Regions from separate parts of the Mus musculus genome. Here regions 2, 3 and 4 are each linked to region 1. Evidence: chromatin loops called from intact Hi-C (ENCODE). Cell type or tissue: left cerebral cortex. All regions are shown on one strand.

Region 1 (5,000 bases):
ATTCCTCCAGAATTAAGCTAGTTTCTCTGTTGAAAACTCAGTGGATCTTGGTGGCACGGTCAAGAAAGAGCTCACACAACCTAGTGTCCACTGCTTAATTAGATGTATTGCCAGATTACTAAATAATAGAATAATTAATTATTTAGTAATGGCTAATATCTTACGTGAAGCATGGGTATGAAGATATTTCAGCATATCAGATAGAGCCCTCTATGGACACACAAAACACAGGACAACAGAAGTGGAGGAAGAAGACAGAACAGGTGGGGGTGGCAATTCGGTTCAGAATGGTGTTGTGTCAGGAAAATGACATAGATTCTTTCTTTTCCTATCTGCCAGACTGCTCGTAACTCATCTTAAAATTATCTCCAGAGTTCTGGCATACTTGTTCGTACTACAGCCCAATTATAACAAGCCAGAACAATACTTTATGTTAGGAGGAACTGACAAATTATTGGAGATATGCACTTGTACTTCCTTGTCTGTATATGTGTGGGGTGAGGGGCCGTATATGTGCACATATGTATGCAGGTACACACGTACTCTTGAATTTTGAGATGAGTCACGTAGCTTCAGACTCTCTGGGTATTTGAAAATGACTTTGAATTCCGGACTATCTACCTCTGAAGTACAAGTGTTACAGGCATGTACTACCATGCCAAGTTAGATTATATATTTAAGGAATTTACAGCCATATTATATTTTTCAAAAACCTACTGGACTTTGAATTGTATAGTTATTTCAATATAGATACTAAGTACACATATAAATACATAGGACTGTCTTATAATTGGTGGCAAAATGTTATAAAATATTTGAAGTAGTATAGTATACGTAGAAAAATTAATTTTATTATTGTAGTTTTAAGTGTGGATCATGACAATTAATTATTGTTAGCCACAGGTTCGTTTCCCAGTTTGCCATTTCTCTGTTTTTCCTTTTAAAAATATAATTCTTAAATTATCTATTTATTTAGCTTTTCATAGGTATATTCATGGGTGTCAATGCATCATGTGCATGCAGTGCTCCTATAAGCCGGAAGAGGGCAACAGATCACCTGAGATTGGAATTACTGATAGCTGTGAGCCCCCACATAGGTGCTAGGAATTGAATACTGGTCCTCTGGAAGAACAGCCAGTGTACTTCATCCCTGACCTGTTTCCCCAGTTACCAATCTCATCTTTTCAAGTACTGTAGCTGTAAATACAGTGAGAAAATAAAACCCACTAGAAAAACCTCTTTCATGTGTGTTTATCAAGTGTTGAGTGGTGCCTTGTCTGAGGTGCTGTATAAGAATAGCAGTTCTCACCAGTGAATAAATGTATGCAGTAATATACATGAAAAATAAGTACATGGACTGGTGGGAAAATGAGGAGTCTACATCTTAGAAGGAAATTCTGGACTCCTTACTTAGTACAAAAGGGTTCAAGTGATACAGCTGTTGCTCCTTAAAGTCTAACAAAAAGCTGGAGACCGGAGGACTAAAGTCCCCAGAGCCATCAAGTGCCCCTGTCTCCTGTAGGTTTATCCCCTTATATCTCTACTCAGTAGAGACCAATTTGAGGATATTTGCTAGTATCCCTGTCTAAGGTTTGACTTTTCTGGAGAATTACTCATCTGTCACCAATTACACTGTAAAAAATTAAGTGGAAATTCCTAGAAGTAAATAATTCTTAAACTTCACATTCCACCCTGTCTGAATTACCTTCAGAAATGTCATAAAATCCTGTGTTCTCCTGGGATGTGTTGTCCTATGTGATGACCATTAGACTCCTGTCAGTATTCGATATTTTTTTTTATCAGATTGATTATTGAGAAATTAAGTAGCCTTTACTTATTAATGCCCTAAAGTTGCAAATACAGTTATGCAAAGAAAGAATAGACAATCCTGGGCAGATGTCATACAGACCCTAAGAGAACACAAACGACAGCCCAGGCTACTATAACCAGCAAAACTCTCAATCACCATAGATACCAAGATATGTAGTTAGAAATTGTGTCTTCTTTGAATGCTTGTGATTCAGCAAGGGAAAACACTATACAAACCCTTTCTCTACATATATTTTTTTCTAATAGCTCCCTCCTTGGCTGTAGTACTTAGAGAAAATGGTGCGATACTGGCATAGCACCTTCGACAAATATATATCCTCTTTCCTTACACTTGATGCATAAAAATGTGTCTGCACGAAGAACATAGGACTGACGTTCACTGGAGGCTGCGCAGAGCTAGGTTAGCAGAATGAACGGAATCAATAGCTAACACTCTCCAGTCAAGCCCTGTTTTCACCACTAGGACCATCCCCCTTGCAATGAAGTGAGGATTCCTTACACATAGCACAGTCCTCACATACTTCCTCTACTGATAGTTACAGTCAAGAAAATAAACCCAGGCAAAACACAATCTTTATCTTTAATCTTTATCTCTTAATCCTTTCTCTAAGACTTTTAAAGAGATGGCTGGCTCCCTTTTATATTTCTGCCTAGAATATGCCACTTCCAAGAATTGCCAGCAGGGGGCATTAAGGTACTGGAAAATCAGCTCAGCCTGTTACCTAAGAATCCAAAGTGACATTACCTCCTAATCATGTCTGTCTGTTTGTTTGTTTGTTTATTGTTAATATTTTAGTAAGTCCTTATTCACATTTATTAGATTGACAGCTGATATTCATTATTGGAAATATACTTTGTGACTAGCATCATTATTTAGGTAAAGGTTTGTTTGGTTTCATTCATTGTTTTTAATGTGAAGAAAAGAAGCATTGGAGAAAGAGGAATATGGCTGATACGGCAAATGCATCTCACATTAAAAAAAACTTCCCTAAGTATTCTTTTTAATTAATGAATGTATTACATTAATGAAATACATCAAAGACATAAAGGCAGTGTGGCTTTGATTCCTTGGCACCTATGGGACAAGCCTTCTTTTCTCTGCCACAGACTCATATTTTGCAAAGATAAACAGTGTGCCTCCCCTTATTGTCACATCCACGCATCCACAGTGAAGAACAGCCGCTCTTCAAGGCAATTGCAAATTGAGCTTCCTCATCTGCCAAACCTGCCTGCTTTCCGAAAACTTCCCTCACGGTTAGGTCAGCAAGGTAAGAGAAGTAACCTGGGATGGAGGTAACCAACCTAAGGCAGGAGAAGGGCAAAGGCTGGACTGCTTTTCATTTGATAACATAACAAAGTACATTAGGAAATTCACCATGGTCTAGCCTAAGTTGTTAAATGAGACATTTCTCTTTGTAAGAAAAGAAAATACCAGTCCCAGGCTTTGTGCTCCTCCAAGATGATTTCAACATGAAAGGACTGTCCAGTATCCTGGTCCTAGACCTGAGAATGGATCTCCAATATCCATAGAAAAATACCTAGCAGGCAAAGATAGGAAGATAGGATGGATCGCTGCCAGCCATCCTAGCAAAACACAAACAAACAATCAAACCCACAAACATACAAAGAAGACCATGAACTCCAGGTTCAGTGAGAGAATCTATCTCAGAGAAATAAAGTGGGCAGTGACAGAACAGAACATCAATGTCCCAATGTCTTCCTGTGGCCTATACACACACACACACACACACACACACACACACACACACACACACACACACATACACACACACATACACACACCCCAATCCACAGGCACGTGTACCTCCACTCCAAATACTCACGCATACACAAAACGCACATCAAAGTTCTGAAAAGGAACCTGAAAGGTTTAGCAGTTTCGTAGTTACTGCTGGATCTGAGGTTCTCTTTGGGTTTCTTGGTCTCTGTGGTGGGTTGTACATGCTTGGCCCAGGGAGTGCCACTATTAGGAGGTTGTAGCGTTGTTAGAGCAGGTGTGGCCTTGTTGGAAGAAGTGTGTCACTTTGAGACCCTCTTCCTAGCTGCACTGAAGACAGTCTTCTCCTGACTGCCTTCAGATCAAGATCAGACCTCTTGCTCCGTCTCCAGCATTGTACCTGCCTGGATGCTGCTATGCTTCCTGCCATGGTGATAATAGAATAATCCTCTGAACCTATAAGCCAGCCCCAATTAAATGATGCCCCTTATAAGAGACGCCTTGGTCTTGGTGTCTCTTCTCAGCAATGGAAACCCTAACTAGGACAATCTCATTAATAAAATAATTTCGAGTTGGCTTAGAAGCTCAAGGGCCATTTTATTGAGAGAAAAACAAGAGGATAAGCAAGAAAATTCTCAGCAGCTTCTGGAGGAGGGAAGTGGTAAAGAGGAAGAGAGAATTACAGGACTTTTTGATTTAGGATCACAGGACACCAGTAGTTCAGCAATGGAGATCAGCAAGCAGTGTATGATAGGAGGGGAATAATAGAACTTCATAGAAAGAGAGAGACCAGTAATCAGAGAATGCATGTTTAAGTCTTTGGCCAATATCCAAAAATGGGGATAAAGAAAATGGGAGAGAAAGGCATGCTTAGTGTCTCCCTGCAGATCTGAATTTAGAAGGTGCCCATCTGAGGCTATCATTATCTCAGGACTAAGGATTGCATTAGAGACATGTATTAGACATAGAGTAGAGACAGTTTATTAACAAAGTGAAACCTTTACTTCTGAAAGTAGGTATGACAATTGAGCAGAGAGAGAAGGCCTTAATTAAGCCTTGGTCCACACTCGAATTGCCCTTTATTGGACATTTGTGTAGCATCTACATTTCTCAAGTTTAGACACTGCAGGTTTTCTCCTATGTGTTTTAGTTGCATGAGTGTGTGGTGGGAAGGACTTCTGGTCTTTATCTGGGAGGTGGCTTCTTTTGTGTTCGTCTTGATGTTTTATATTCAGTCCTTACTTCCTGTCTATACAGGAAGTAAGGATGAGGACAACAAAGGTCAAATGACTTCTAAAGCCATGAGAGAATATTTAAATTAGAGTTATTACGTTGGTTAGCTGACGATTTTGAAAATCAGGCAAAGATCATTGTACTTGAGAGAGGGATCCTGAACGGAACCTATAGAGCTCACTACCCCAGAGATCTCTGA
Region 2 (5,000 bases), 1.5 Mb after region 1:
CTCGTCTTCAAACTGACGTTTCTCTCAACCAACCATCTTCCTGAGAATGCTAATACTTTTCTTAGTTAATGAAAAAAAATCTCATTGTTGAGTTTAGAAAGGAAAGAGAAATGCCATGCAAAGATGTGGTCATGTGCAACTTTACAAACACTAAGGCTGCACAGCAAATACCTAGCTAAGAATCCTTTGATTAAATAAGATAGAGGACGTGTGAGTAAGTGGAGTCACATCACATCCAGGCTCTCATCTCAGGCGCCCAGCTGTCCTGGCCATCTTTGAACCAAAAAGAGCTTCTCAGAAATGATTAAATTTTATTGAAGCTCACAAGGGATGGTAGAGAGAGAATATTTGACTACTTTTGACAATTATTCGAAAGCACTAACCCGAGGGAGGACAGAATATGAAATCATGGACATAAGCCCTTCTGAATGCAGTCCCTATCTAGTTCATCCTTTGTCCTTTAAAAGATTATTTAATTATTCTGTGCACATGAGTACTTTGTTCACACGTGCACAGTATGCATGCAGCGCCTATAGAGACTAGAAGGGGGCATCAGATCCCCTAGAACCAGAGTTACAGAACTGGTGGGCGACTGGTGGGCGCTGGGAAGTGACCCTGAGTCCTCTGCAAAATCAAGCTGCTCTTAAGAGCAAAGTTACCTCCCCAGCCTCTTCACTTTTTTCCTTCAAGTCACCCACAACACACTCTCTCTGTCTCTCCTCCTCTCCCTCTCCCTTCGCCCCCTTCCTTCTTTCTCTTCCTTTGCCTTCCCTTCTCTAAACTATCAGCTCCTGCCCAGCTTGGACGTTATTTTCTGCTGCAGTGCAAGGATCCATACAACAGTAACATAAGGCACTTTGATAAGTTTTGAGACCAGAAAAGTCATCCTTGTATTGCTTCAGTCAATTCTGAATAATCCATAAGTAATCTAAGATAAAGCGAGACACTTCTTGTGCCTCACTTAGGGAAATTCTGGACTAGAGAAGAAAGAACCAAGTTCCTTTTCTGTGCCAACAGCAGCTCAACATCTCCGCATAATCATTTCAGCCTTCTGGAGATATTATATTTCTCTTAGTAAAACAGCATCAATTATTAAGGGAAATCATTTTCTGGGTAAATGGATAGGGATGTTCTACAAGCAAAGCCCTTGGATTGAGTGTGAGATAAAATCACTGTTTATACTAATTGTACAGATATCATAAGACCTACACTAAGTCTCTCTGGGATTTAAAACCATTATCATGAGTTCTTGAAGGCTTCTTCTGAAGGCTGAAAACAATTAACGCTGACCAATCAACAACACTAAGACCCTTCCTAGTGACAATGGGCATTTCCTACTGTTCCACCTTTCCATTGTCACAGTCCTGAGTGTACACACATTTAGACATGAACACGTCACGTGAGCCTTTTTCTCTCTTAGCTTTCAACCATCTTCTCTACTCTTTGCCTACAGCAAAGTCCCATATCCACACTTCTCCAAATGGGAAAAAAAAATGTCTTTTACGAAAATTCTATTCGCCTGACTTGAAAAGTGAATTATTTAATGTAGACAATGGCCAACTGAGTATGTTTGGTGCCCTCAGATCAAAGACTTTCTCAGTCACAGACAAAACAAGAACAGACTGTGGAGACAACTGGCCCAGATCCTAACAGATTCGGTCTTCTCCGGTTTTGCAGGTGAAGCTATTGGCATCCCAAGAAGTTCTCTGCCTTACCAAACACAAGACAAGAAAGTGTGGGCAGGTGCACTAGAATGTGGGTCTTATGTTCCTGCTTTCTATACCATAGGCATTTAGCCCATGCCCTTATGTTCTCAACCCATCACATTCTCTGTGAACAGGTCAGGAAGATACTAAAGTCCCCAAGCTTTATTACTTCAAATCTCATCGACCATCTCGTTTCACAACTCCAATAAACTTCCCAATTTCACTCTCCGGGTTTCAACCACCTAGAGTTGACTATGCCATCCTCTGGCAGTGGGCAGATCACCAAGCAAGTACAAGGTCACCATCTAGTGGTAAATGCAGTAACGGCAGGTTACCCAGCATACCCTTGATTCTTCCACACCTCCTAATTCCATCCCTAAATGCACTTATGCCAGACAGCTTATTTTCAGCAAATTTCCAAAAATAAATTTCAAAGCTAATCAAGATTTTCCTATTATATAAGACATGAAGTAAGTTTAAATTATTTTTAAATGTAGGCGTTTACTAAGCCAGTGATCTTCCTGGTATTGCAGTAGATTGCAAGAGTTCTTAGCAGCGTTGTGCTTCCAGATAGATCGCATTGCAGATAGTTAAAGCAAGTCAGGGCTGTAGGTAAATGTTAATGTGTTTTCATTAAAGTGGCTCTAGAGTCAACATCAGCAAGGTCTTGGGAAATACACTCCAGGGAAATTGGGGCAAGCACATGAAGGGGTTCTGGGGAAAGGTAGAGAGGGAAGACGTGACTCTGATCAAAACACGTTGTGCACATGTTTTCATGTTTCTAAAATTAATAAATTCTGGTTCTTCTCTCAAACAATTATTTACTAAACACCTGCTTACTCTAGGGTATGGACAATAATATGACTATTTGTTACATACACACACACATACACACATGCACACACACCTTGGGAACATAACGGAAAGACTGTTCCATTGTGAGACAGAGGTTGCTGAAGATTATTGGTAAACAGTATCTTGAGGACATGATAAGAACTCACAGTAGCTATGGTCATCTACACATAACTCACACAAGATTGAGCCAGTCAACACAAGAGCATGGGTGAGAAAGTATTCACAGTTATTGTCAGTTCATGACTGCTAAGCGAGGGTCCGTTTTCTTTGAAGGTGTGGTCCCAGGAAAGTTGTCCATGTTGTGGTGATGGCCCAACATATGTGCACAGATGAGCAGCACTGGCTGCATGCTGTGGGTTATTACAACATGGAAGAAGAGAAAAATAAGAAACATTGACAGCTTTTGTGCAACCCCTTTCTAAGGAGCTTGCTACTGAGAGTTTGACCATGCTTCAATGAGTATATAGATAACACAGATGGGGCCTGATTTCTCCCTTGAGAGGGGTGCATGAATGAGAGGGTCCACCTGGGAGGAGTGTGATCTGGGTGCATTATATGAAGTTCCTAAATCATTGATAAGAACATTATGTTGCAGGGAGGGAAATTGGGGCAAGCACATGAAGGGGTTCTGGGGAAAGGTAGAGAGGGAAGACGTGACTCTGATCAAAACAGGTTGTGCACATGTTTTCATGTCTCAGACAGAAAGTAAAACATTATAATACAAAAATAGCAGGAAAATCAAGAGTGATCATATATATTTTAGTGATAATGAACATTTCCTATTCCTCTTCTTGTGGTCTCAAACCTGTGTGCATACGCGTGCAGGAACATATACACATCACAGCAGTGGGCAGGGCTCTAGACCTTTCTATGATCCCATACCTGTGTGCACACATGTGCAGAAACATATGCACAGCACAGCAGTGCACAGGGCTCTTTTCTTTCTGCTGCTAACCACCCTCCTCTGTTCTCTGTCTACAGGAAGAATCATGCAGTTCTCGCAGTAGGACAGATGGATTTTACAAAGACTCCATTCTTCTGTTCCCAGATAATACCTGAACAGCCTTCTACCAACCTTGCTTCTACTCAGTTTGTCTATGGGAAACTTCCCTAGTCTCTTGTTTCACATTTTCAACTACCTAGAAGATGGCACCTCCTGCAGCTTCAGCCGCTGCATGGAAATCAGGGGTGAGCAACTTGACCTCCAAACTCTCCTTCTTTCTCTTTGTTCATGGCCTTGAGGTGCCACACTCAGCAGCAACTCTAACTTCTTCTTTCCCAGTGTCCTCTCTCTAATCAGACCCAAGGGTGGCCAGGTCTGCACAGGCCTCATAATCCCACCCACACCCAATCCCCTCCCCCTACTACAGTGCTCCAAACCCCACTTCTCTGATCATAGTGGACCCTGGATTCCAGTAAGTATGTGTTCTCAACATGTTTGGTGAAAGTCTCTTAGACAAGGTGTTGAGTGAGTTCTGAGACTGAAGTGACAGAGATCGCCAGATAGCGGCCTTTTGAAAAGCCATGGTTTCCAAGTGAGTGGACAGAGAGGAAATTAAAAATGGATGTTTAAAACATCCCAAAGACTAACCGAGCACTCTTACCCTTTATTTTACACAATCAGAGTCTCTGTCCCTATTCCATAAGTGAGTTCTAGCAAAACTCAGAGACCCTGCGACCAGCTTTCCACAGGTAGATTTCAAATGTAGGAAAGACAAATACCTGTTTCTTTCAACCTCAGGTCTTACTTAAGTCGTCAAAGTCATTTTTATAAATTAGCAACTTTTAAACTTTTGAGGAGAAAGAGAGTTAATTAAGCAAAATAAAAAATGGTACATGTGTCTGGCCATAGCTGAAACTGTGAAACAAAACCAGCTTTTGTTAGTAGGAGGCAAATTAGCAATGTGTCTCTGTTTTGATCATTTTGCAAGAAACCTAAAATTTTAAATTATGCTTATTATAGATGGGAGAATTAGATCATCAAGTTGACGCTTGCAAAGCCAAAAAAGCAATTAGTAAGTCATAGCCATAATATTAATTTCTGATTTATAAGGTTTTATATGATTGATTGAGCCACTCTTTTTTATGGGTTGTTTGCACAATAGTCCCCTATGGGCTAGGCATGGGGGGACTTGGGAGTATAGAAATATAGTTTCATAATTGTCCTCACGAAATATGCCCTCTATCATAACAAGAATTTGTAAGAATCATAAGAAATGAGAGATTTAGACAGAAAATCAGATGCAGTTCTATGTGGAAGGGTCTGTGGAACAGGGATGGTGGGAGTCAGACAGACCTCACTGATGGTGCTCGGCTGGGATTTGGATGCTCAGTGTGGGTTTTATGAGAGCTTCCACTGGAGTTGGAGAATCCCAGCCAGAAAGGAAGACATGCTCCCAGAGTGTGGCACTCCCCACTGAAGCAACTTCCAACACATGG
Region 3 (5,000 bases), 850 kb after region 1:
GGCAACCACAGCAGCAGTATCTTTACAAGCACAATGGCTGTGTCATGTCCGGAAAGCCCTTCTTATAACCTACCTCACAACCCTTCATATTACATTCATGTGCCCCCTCTTGTGTAATGGTCCCTGAACCTTGGGGAAGGCAATGAAGATCTCCTATTTAGGGCTGAGCACTCCACCATCTCCTTTTCTTCACTGACCAGTTGTAAGACACTAGGATGACATCAACATACAGCAACAAATCTCATTATGTTTTATGTTTTATGTTTTATTTTTTTAAGAAATACATAATGGGACTTCAATGAATGGAAAGCATGGTATCAGACAAGCCCCTAGACCATAAGTATCATGCCCCAAGTGTTCTCACAACCCCAACCTTGATAGTCACACTGAGGTTTAGAACTGTTATAAGGGACTAAATAGGAAAATGGGCTTTGTTTTAGTTTTCGTCTTAATTTGAGGAACATCTTCAACAAAGCTCTGTAAGGAAATGAATTTACTGACCTCTGCCATGAAGTTATCCATTATTGTTATATAGAATAAGGGGTGATGGAATGTTCAGCCATAAATGGAACATCTTTATCACTCCCTCCAAGACTCAGAGATAACTACAGAAGAAGAGAGAAAAGAATGGTATGCAGATGGGTAGTGAGGTAGAACACAAGGCGACCCTCTGCAGATCCATCTTTGACTGCTAAACACATGACCAGGCCTCCACCTACACCCTCCCAGAGCTCTTGCCCCAATACTGCTAAATTTTAGGAGCATCACTGCTAAAATAATGATGGCAAGGATGTAAGTGCTTTGCCGAGGTGTTATTAACAGCATGAATGAGAAATAAGCACTTGTTTCATTAGCCAATGAAATGTTGTCTTTAGTTACTTTGGATGATAACCTAGCCAATTCTGAATGATACCCCAAAGAGTTGATCTTGTTTAATTAATGGTCAGATTCACTTCCCAATCTGTTTCAAATCAACTTCTCAATATTTTCCTTTAGACTCTCAGCTTCTATGTTCTCTCCACTCACGAGAGAATATACACTGGTTTTCCCTGGTTTCTTTGCAAAGTTGTTCGAAAATGTCTCTTGAGGAACAAAATTACCTTGCCAAGAAAAGCTGAACCAAGCTCTCGGAATCTTCCTTGAAGCAGAAGTTCTGGGAACTCCAGACTTTGCAGGTCTCAAACTAACTGCACGTTGTCCCATGTTTCTAGATTAGAGGTGTTTATAACACTTGTATAGAATTACTGGGTTTCCTCCTCCACAAAGCATTATGTAATCTTGTAATGTTGTGGTAGGTCTAGGAGGACTTTAGTTAATGCACAAAACCAACAATAAGTGGGCCAATATGTATATGATAGACAATGAAAACATTAAGCTTTTTACATTTTCTTCCTGCTCATTAAAGGCTCTCTCTCTCTCTCTCTCTCTCTCTCTCTCTCTCTCTCTCTCTCTCTCTCTCTCTCTCCTCCTCCTCCTCCTCCTCCTCCTCCTCCTCCTCCTCTTCTTCCTCCTCCTCTGTGTGTGTGTCTCTCTTAAAGTTATACCTGCTCTTGCTTGTTAGATACCATCTTCATTATCAGAGTACACTTTGTTGCCATAGCAATCCGTTCCCACTCTCACATTATTGCACTTACTGCTGCTACAGGCAAAAAATTAGGGGGGGGAGGGATGAAGCATAATTTCATTTATTATTACTATTTTTTTTGCAGTAGCCAGGCTTTCTCCTGATCTGAGAAACTTTTAACTTACCCTAAAAGGAAACAGTTTCTCATAGTCAAGAATAGCATCGGTGGAGCACGGCACACAAATGCGGGATGCTGCTGTCTAAGCCTTGCTTGATGAAGCACAAGGTGTTCTTCTGGACTCTGGTGGGGTTGCATCATTCTGTATTAGCATTCATGTCATTACATAATTCCTGCATTAACTTTAGGTTTCAGAATTATATTAATAGAAAAAAATGACAAGTAGGACTTTTTTCTTTAATAAAGGTCAAAGGAAGAAGAAAATGTGAAACATCCCACCAAGCTGTCTTGCTAAGGTAGCCAAGGGCACAGACACAAGGTGACCATGAATGCTAAGGTTTGAATGATGATCTACATAACTCCATTCATGTGCACAGTGCCTTTAGCATTTTAATACACTTCAATATGTGTTGCCTAATCTTTCTTCCACTTCCTCCATTGTTAAATGAAAGATTTCAAAGACTTTTCCATTAACTATTTCATACTGGCTTCTTATATCATGTATTTTGTCAATTTTTCAACATCTGTTTTCATATCTCCCATTGAATATTTTATATTCTCTAGACAGAATGTTAAACTATCTAATCCTCCTACCTTATTCATGGGAATCAATCTTATGTCATGAGATATGTCCTGCTACAGCAGCTTCTGTGACCCACATGGGGACCACTGTAAAGAGAGTCATCCAAATATTACAGGCAGAACAAGTGGACTTCACAGATTATTGTGGTTAAACATTACACAGCTAGGTTTTTTTTAAAAATGGTCTGTGACAGCCGATGACTTTGACTATTTCTATATTAAATGTGCAATTAAGTTTTCATGTTTCAACATGATATTAAACATAATCAAACTTTATAAATACTTCTTAAATATTTTTGCAGAAGAAAAAAAAATCCGCTACTTTCAACTGTAATTTTGAAATGTTCAAATATGTATAGACAAGCTGCTGTATTTTATATAAATGAATGTATTCATAGAACAAACTTTAAATTTCAGAAAACAACACAGATTGTAGAAGTTTAAATTCCTGTTCCTATTCCAACAGAAATGAGTAATGTGACCATTTTGGGAACAGTGGCAGTGAGGAGGGAGAGCGTTTCCACTATTACTTAAGATTGCTATTTTGTGGAGAAGCACTTGTGGTCTGGTGACTCAAGGATGAGGAGCAGTAGGTAGCCACCCATTCTGCATTCTAAATTCTGCACCATCTGCCCATCTGTTCTGGTGCCCACTTAACACTTGACTAGGTAATGCTGCCCTCTACTGGCAGAATGGGACCTTTTTCTCAGATTTTAATGGAGCTGCAATGTGCTGTGGGACTTGGGCATTAAGAAATTGGTTTCCTACAGAAGAGACTCAGATGCAGAAAGCATAGGCTGTGACTCTTAACAGTTCACATCATCGGCCGTTAAAATAACTTTTATTTTCTTAATCTGAAATGCTTATGCTTTTTTAAAAGTATAGTGTAGAAATGAGATGCTTATACAATGCATTTGGTTAAATAACCAAATGTCTATGTCAGCATGAATCATCTGTGCTACTTAAATCTAGGTCAGGCGAGTTATTCATGAGTTATCATAGACCTTTGCATTATCCTTAAAACCTCTCCAATGCACTCTTTTGTTTAGTAAATCTGGTCACTTTCTGCTTCATGAACTTGCCTTCAAATGGAACATTGTCTTAAGGGCTGTTTTGATCGGAGGCCTTTGACTGAAATCCTCTCCTTATGCATGTATTTGATAGTATCATGTGTTTAACTCTCTTCTGCCCAGAGCTGGCCATATAAACAGAAAAAGTAACATGAGAACAAAAGGCCCCCAACAGCGCATAACTAGGATTATGGGACTTCCCAGTCCACTATTACATTTGTCTATAATCCAATTAAGCACAGGAGTGGACAGTGACAATAACAAAAGCTAGTGTGACTTCACCTACACATGAGGCCCTGTACTCCTTGTTTCATGTCTACAACTTCACATGAACTCTTTCTGGTCGATTAAAAATACATAGAAGCAGCAAATTATGGGATGGGAATGCATAGCAAGATGGTAGAGCAGTTGGCTCTAAAACCCTGAAAAGAGAAAGTGCAGAAAGTGACAGTATACAAAATGGACACAGCTGAAAATGTTATGAGTCTGGCCACCTCCCAAAAGAACAAAAAAAAAAATCACACTACTCAGCTCAGAAGAATTTAATTATTAACTTTATAATAGTTGAAACATAGGCAGTGTCCCATTTAATCTAAATTACAGTGAAGGACTGATTTACAGTTTTCATTTATTTAGCTTTCTATTATGAACATGTTCAGTTAGTAATACCTTTGTATATTTATGCTAGGCTGCCCAACCATCCACAAAACTGCACAATATTAGGAGGTCTTGCTGGTTCTTTAGGATTGTCATCTTCAACTTATTAGAGAAAGTAAAAAAAATGTACTTAATACTAAGAGTAGTTTTTGCTACACAAATCTCTAATCATTAAAGGTGTTTTAGGTCCTAGAAATGATCCAAATCCTGATCTTTCTAGAGCTTTAATTCCAGAGAAGGAGGTCAAACACAAACAAAAAAAAATAGCATAAATGTACACTGTGATATGGCCAAGCTTTCTCACAGAAACATGAGTGTGGGAAAAGTGCAAGGGGCAGGGGAGAAGTGGCAATTTTAAATTATTTAATGGGAAGTGGTTTGGGGTTCAAACTCTAAATGGGGCAAGGAAGTCCCACAGATGACAGAGGCAGTTCTGTGTTTATACCCTGGATGTCTACAATGCTGGTAACAATAATTTCTCAATAACCTCAATTTTAGTCACTCTACACACCAGACCAACCATTTCTCTTTTCTTAAATCTCTCATACCTCTCTGTCTACTCTGACTCCAAGTGTCCTTGGGCCTGAATGTTGAGATGTTTTCCTTTTCTGTCTATTCAGATTGGCACTTCCCTATAAAGTCCATGATCAGCTGTCAATCACCACACTCCCTTGACACCCACCCTGCCTGTGGATGCTGGTGTTCTCTAGGTTCTTTGCAATTACCTAGTGAAATCCCACTCCTGAGGAGTCCAGACCTTCTCTGTTCCATGCTGACCACCAACTGCTTTCAAGCAGAAACCATCAGCCTCATCTGAGCTTGCAGCAAGGCTCAGGACTCAGATCACAGTATGCCACTGTTTTTTTGCTTTCCTGCAGTCAGGGTGGACACTCTCTTTCATCCTTTCCAGACTTCTGAGTCCCCCCTTCCCCAGCCTCCTCTTCATTAG
Region 4 (5,000 bases), 84 kb before region 1:
TCCTTTTAAAAAACGGATTTATATTGATGGAGCCCGTTCATTTGATTCAAGAAATAAATGCATTGGAGAGTTACAGAAATGGAGAAGGAAAATCTAAGAGTTGTCATTCTAGAGGGAAAAAATGCCTTTTAAACAGGCTGAAATAAGAAAATATTTTGCTTTATGTAATTGTGGTTCATATTTACAATGCTGGATCCTAGTTTGTCACATGTAAAATATGTGTTAATGGTGTTTCCCTTCTTTCATAGGAAGCCCCTTGTTAAGTTCAAAGGGCTCTCTCTCTCTTTTGCAAACCTAACAGGAGACTCAAAGGAATGCAGTTTAATAAGCTTCTCTGTTTCTCTGTCTTCTCTGAGACAGAAGTGAGCTATGTATTTGGTATTCAGAGGATGCCCTCATTTGCATGGTGGACTCAGGAGGCCATTTCTAAGGAAAGGGGAAGCCTGAAGTTCAGTATACTGGCCAGGCCAACTATGAGCTAATAAAATAATGCCTGGTTTATGTCAGAGAGTTTTCAAGGCACATACATGATCCTCCTGAGAGACCTCAGAGGGCATGTCAGAGATTCAGATGACTAGAAGCATTGCTTGAAGGATTTAATACTTATAGTCACAGTTTGTCATCATGAACAATGAAATTCCATGGGCTGTGACTCTTCAGATGTTTGGAACAGCAATTCCTAAAAGCAAACATTTGCTTTTTATTTATTGCAATGGATATAAGCTTGATAGTATGCTACAAGAGGGTTCTTTCTGAGACGAGTGTGTGCCTGTACAAATCTTAGACACATTTTCTTAATACATGGACTACTTTTAGTACTGATGAAAAGAAAAGCATTTTCCATAATAAAGAAATGCCGAAACCATGAATTAATTACATGAAGAGTGGACAAAGTCAGATTTTAAGTTTAAGACTCTTACTAAATGTTTAAAAAAAAACCAAAAACTCAGTTTAAGTCAGAGGCTAATCCCCACGCTGAGTAGATGTGTGTGTTTGTTTGTGGCTGCATGGGCACATTCCCGTGTGTATGGCTGTGGGTTTGGACCCTAGAAAAGGGTGTTGGGTGTCTTAACTGTGGCATTCTTCATCATACTCCTTAGAGCCACAGTCTCTCGTTGGACCAGGAATCCCCAGCCATACTCCTGTTTTGTCTCTGCCTCTCTGCACTGATTTACAGGCATGTGCATGGCCACGAAGGCTGTTTGTGTGGATTCTGGGATACCAACTGGGGGTTTCATGCTTGTGTATGCAGTACTCTTACTTACAGATCTACCTCTTCAGGTTGACGTATTTATTTATTTATTTATTTAATCCAATAGTTATCCTGCTCAATTCTGTGAAGCCACTGTGCTTTCAGACCTCTCAGATGAGGTCACAAAACAAGAGCTGCTCCCTAAAATTAGGCTGAAGTTTCAGGTTATAAGTGGGTTTGTGACTTTTAATAGGAACAGCAATCCCAAGAAACACTCTGGAGGGAGAGCGTGATGTAACCCATCACATCCTTGCTCTGCAGGACTTCGGTGCTAGCCAGATGCTATTTACTGAGCACTGACTCCTGCTGAGGGTCCTGCCATGAAGTTACCATCCCAAGGAACACACTGCGTCTGAGCACTCACATGTAGGACATGACAGGGAGGAAAGCTATGGCACTGCGTGTGGGTACCGCAACTGGGCTGAGCATGAAGACTTTTTGAGAAAGCCTTGTTTAAAGGATACAGGAAGAACAAGTGAAAACAACCAATGGCTGCTCTTTCTTCCCTCGTGGGCAGCCACGGGAACTAAGGATGAGTTTATGGGTATGAGACATGCAGGGCTTCACACCTGGAACTGACTGTGCCTGCCAGTCACGTAGGAATACAGGAAGCAGGAGAATCACTGTATCTGAGTCAGTGGGTTTATTTTCATTGACATTCACCCTCTGAGAATTAAATGTATTCTGACTTATCCACACCCTGTTCAAATCCATGAAGAATCTTTACTTCTCTAAGGGAAAGCAGTCAGCTTAGCTACACTGCATGCCTGGTAGTTCCTGAAGTGCAGAATTCCGTGTTCTTCTTAGAATAACTCACCAAGGATGCCCAGGAACGACTAGAGATGTAGTCAGAGATCCTCACTACATGTCGTGAGCATCCTGAACCAAGGCACAATTTATGTTATACAATCTTTAACTCACTTTTTAATGGGTTTGACTTTGGTCAGTCCTCATCTGAAGTCACTTGGCTAAATCAAATTTCTGATGTTTTCACTTACATTACTATACCTAAAAGAACCACCAGAGGGCAGCATAGGGCCATGCACTGTTACACAGTGTTGGGGAGGGGATTAATTCGCTCCTCTAGTGCAGGCAAACAGAATGCCTTTGTTTCCAGAATGTAAAATTCACATTTAGCCTTGACAGCCATTCAGGCTTTTGTCCAAGACTGGGTTTTATCTTGTAATTGTGGAAATATGAAACCCAGACCTCTCTCCTCCCCACCTCGATTCATATGGAAATCGTCATGAACAAGCCTCTACCCAAGGAGAGTTCCAGAAAAGAAATTCCGTGCTGATGACCTTGTTCTAGCGATCTTTTCTCGCACTGCCCAAGTCTCCTGGGTGTATGCCTCTCCCTGCTGATACAATTTGTTTTCATCTTTATTCCCAGCTGCCGATGTCTATTCCCTTTGGCTATTAAGTACAAGCTGCAACACGCAAGGAAAGACACAACATTCATGTACTCTGGACTGATCTCATAGCATGACTCTATTTATTCTGGAACTTTTGAGTACTGACCCCTTTAGTGAAATAATGCAATCCCTCCGTGTGCTTGTCTTGTCCTAATTTGGCAACTTCTATGCTAAAATATATGGAAAGGGGCTGATATTTATTGAGTCCCTATTAAATACTCAATGGATTTAAATGAGGTTATTGTATGTAATCCTTATGAGTGTCCGGGATTTGAATTGAGGTCAGTCTTGCTTATTCATTTATGTAGTTCAAGAATAAAAATAGAACAGACGAATAGTTTTGGGTCTCCATCTTCCATGGGTGTCCTTATTTAAGAATTAAGTTAATCCATCAGCAAATTGAGGCTTTTAAAAATTTGATTGGGGCCCGACTATGGTCCTAGGTGTATAGCGGACAGTGCCCTCAGGTGGCCACTTAGCAAAATTACACCTTGTAACTCTGGCTACATCTAGGTCATCCAGGGGGTGAACACTTTGTCCCCTTCTCCTTTATCCCTCTTACAAATCCCAAATTAATTTCCTTCCTCATCTTTTAGCATTTTCCGTATCTCCATTCAAATCTTCGACTAAAGGTAGCTAACTGCCGGCTACTGAGTTTCCCTTGGCCAAGCGAGTAAAAGGCCCCCTAATCAGCCAGGACTTTCCATTCCAACGGATTCCATGTCTAAGTGGAGATTTGCATACATCCTATGCATGTTCTTTTCTTTTGTAACGCAGATCAGTTTGTTCCCTAGCGGATCTCTTTCTCTGGACCTGGACATGAGGCACACCGGCCTGATCTACCTTTTCACATTGTGCTTTGAAAAACATTTTATTGAATGTTGTCACTTCCAAAGTTTTGATCACATTTAAACATGTCTGAGCTTCATTGCTTGACATGTGTGACTTTGGGTAGCTCTTTTGTTCTTTCCTAGATCCTTTTGCTCAGAGAGGAAATGTTCAGATAAGAATTTGACTTATATTGACAGTGGAAGAAATTCTTGTTGGCCTCTTGGTCATGATGTAGTGAGATTTACTAACACGTTCTTAATTTGTGTGAGGTTATTTTAAGGATTATTTGAAAATTGAAGAGACAAGACACCTTTTCAGTGGCTAACCATGAGGGCCCTTAGAGGGGTAGGAATTTGTTGTAATTGCTGCACGGGATCTCCAGAAGACCTGGGTGTCCCTGGCACCTGCTCCCTCCCCCTAGTCCTGTTTCCCAAATATCATCATGCTTCTGAGACCTTCTTTCTTCCCTGCCTGCTGGCACTGCCCTGACGTAACATCTCATTACTGGCAGTGGTTCAGATTTGGAACTCTGCTTTATCTCACTGTCAAATTCCCCCAAACACGGGATTTAAACCCAATGAGTGGACCTGCCACTGTGGGCTCTAGAGTGCAGCAGGTGCTCTCCCAGCTGTGGTGGCTGCTCTCATTTTATAAATTGGCTATAAATGCCCAATTAGATCTTTCATGCATGCAGTACAAACCTCCTGAGAAGGGTGTTGCCCTTCTAAGGATCTCTATGTCTCAGAAGGAAGCAGGGTGCTTTGCTTCTCTGATCGAGCGGGGCTCTGCACAATCGGCAGAAGCTGGGGATGCTGTGGTTGGCAGTACACTTTAGTGATTTTTTTTTTTTTAGCTGCAGTGCAGCTGAGAATTGATGTTCAGTGGGGAAAGGGACTACTTTGGAGGCAAGGACCACAGCACAAAACAGTGACAATAAGGCAGTGAGTCTGACAATGTAATACTTGACAACTTTGTTATTCCCTTCCCCACACAAGAGTTACAGCACAGTCACTGCGAAGACAATTAGAGACATAAAACCATTGTTTCTTTTGAATCTATTGGATTCCCAGACTTTGCCAAAATCAGCCCAAACCTATCCTCTTGATTCTCAAATCTCCGACAGTTTGTTTTAATCCACTTTCGCCATCCCCACCTCTAGGAAGATACCCTTCCCGGATGCACACAGTTGTCTGTGATTTGTTTAACGTTCATTCTGAGTGTTCTTCTCTTAATGTTCATACTCCAGGCCAGCAAACACTATTGCAGCTTAAAGGTCTGTAGCCTGTACGTACAACTCTGTCTTGTTTAAATCCTCCATCTCTCTCTGCCTAGAGTGACATCCTCCGGATAAGTGACATATCCAGTCATGTGTCATGTGAATGTTCTCAAGATCCAGCCTCTTACTACCTGACTTTTTAAAATCAGTTATAAATGTATTTATTTTACGGGTGTGAGTGCTTCATGCACATTGATGTATGTGTGCCACTTGCATACTCTGTACAT

Evidence for each region. A loop is a pair of places that touch in the nucleus more often than their neighbours do. Peaks named below come from ENCODE experiments on the same cell type or tissue, not always from the same donor. Only the 100,000 strongest peaks of a DNase experiment are listed, where the experiment ranks them.
Region 2: it touches region 1 in a loop (6-fold over the local background); 17 of 42 quality-filtered maps call a loop at or near these places.
Region 3: a loop joins it to region 1, with 9 times the contacts of the local background. A loop is called at or near these places in 16 of 42 quality-filtered maps.
Region 4: it touches region 1 in a loop (2.6-fold over the local background); 2 of 42 quality-filtered maps call a loop at or near these places.

The regions. Positions count from the first base shown.
Region 1 is chr17:90,498,750-90,503,749 of GRCm38, reverse strand. The region is part of intron 17 of Nrxn1 (neurexin I); the gene reads left to right. Gm32337 (a long non-coding RNA gene) reads right to left here. Exons shown (of 2, transcript XR_877116.3): 2 at 1-5,000. Among named protein-coding and RNA genes, the nearest start is that of Gm32337, 39 kb to the right of the region's middle. In left cerebral cortex, CTCF peaks have their summits at 2,285 and 2,485 (motif pointing right); DNase peaks (open chromatin) are centred at 358 and 2,500; H3K27ac peaks cover 1,090 bases.
Region 2 is chr17:88,951,231-88,956,230 of GRCm38, reverse strand. No RefSeq gene overlaps it. Among named protein-coding and RNA genes, the nearest start is that of Lhcgr, 160 kb to the right of the region's middle. In left cerebral cortex, a CTCF peak has its summit at 2,013 (motif pointing left); a DNase peak (open chromatin) is centred at 2,010; H3K27ac peaks cover 380 bases.
Region 3 is chr17:89,652,568-89,657,567 of GRCm38, reverse strand. No RefSeq gene overlaps it. Among named protein-coding and RNA genes, the nearest start is that of Gm4719, 280 kb to the right of the region's middle. In left cerebral cortex, a CTCF peak has its summit at 3,009 (motif pointing left); DNase peaks (open chromatin) are centred at 1,162, 1,722, 2,450 and 2,942; H3K27ac peaks cover 3,913 bases.
Region 4 is chr17:90,582,415-90,587,414 of GRCm38, reverse strand. The region is part of intron 15 of Nrxn1 (neurexin I); the gene reads left to right. Among named protein-coding and RNA genes, the nearest start is that of Gm32337, 120 kb to the right of the region's middle. In left cerebral cortex, CTCF peaks have their summits at 2,275 (motif pointing right) and 3,140 (motif pointing left); DNase peaks (open chromatin) are centred at 1,818, 2,298, 3,095 and 4,096; H3K4me3 peaks cover 446 bases; H3K27ac peaks cover 3,177 bases.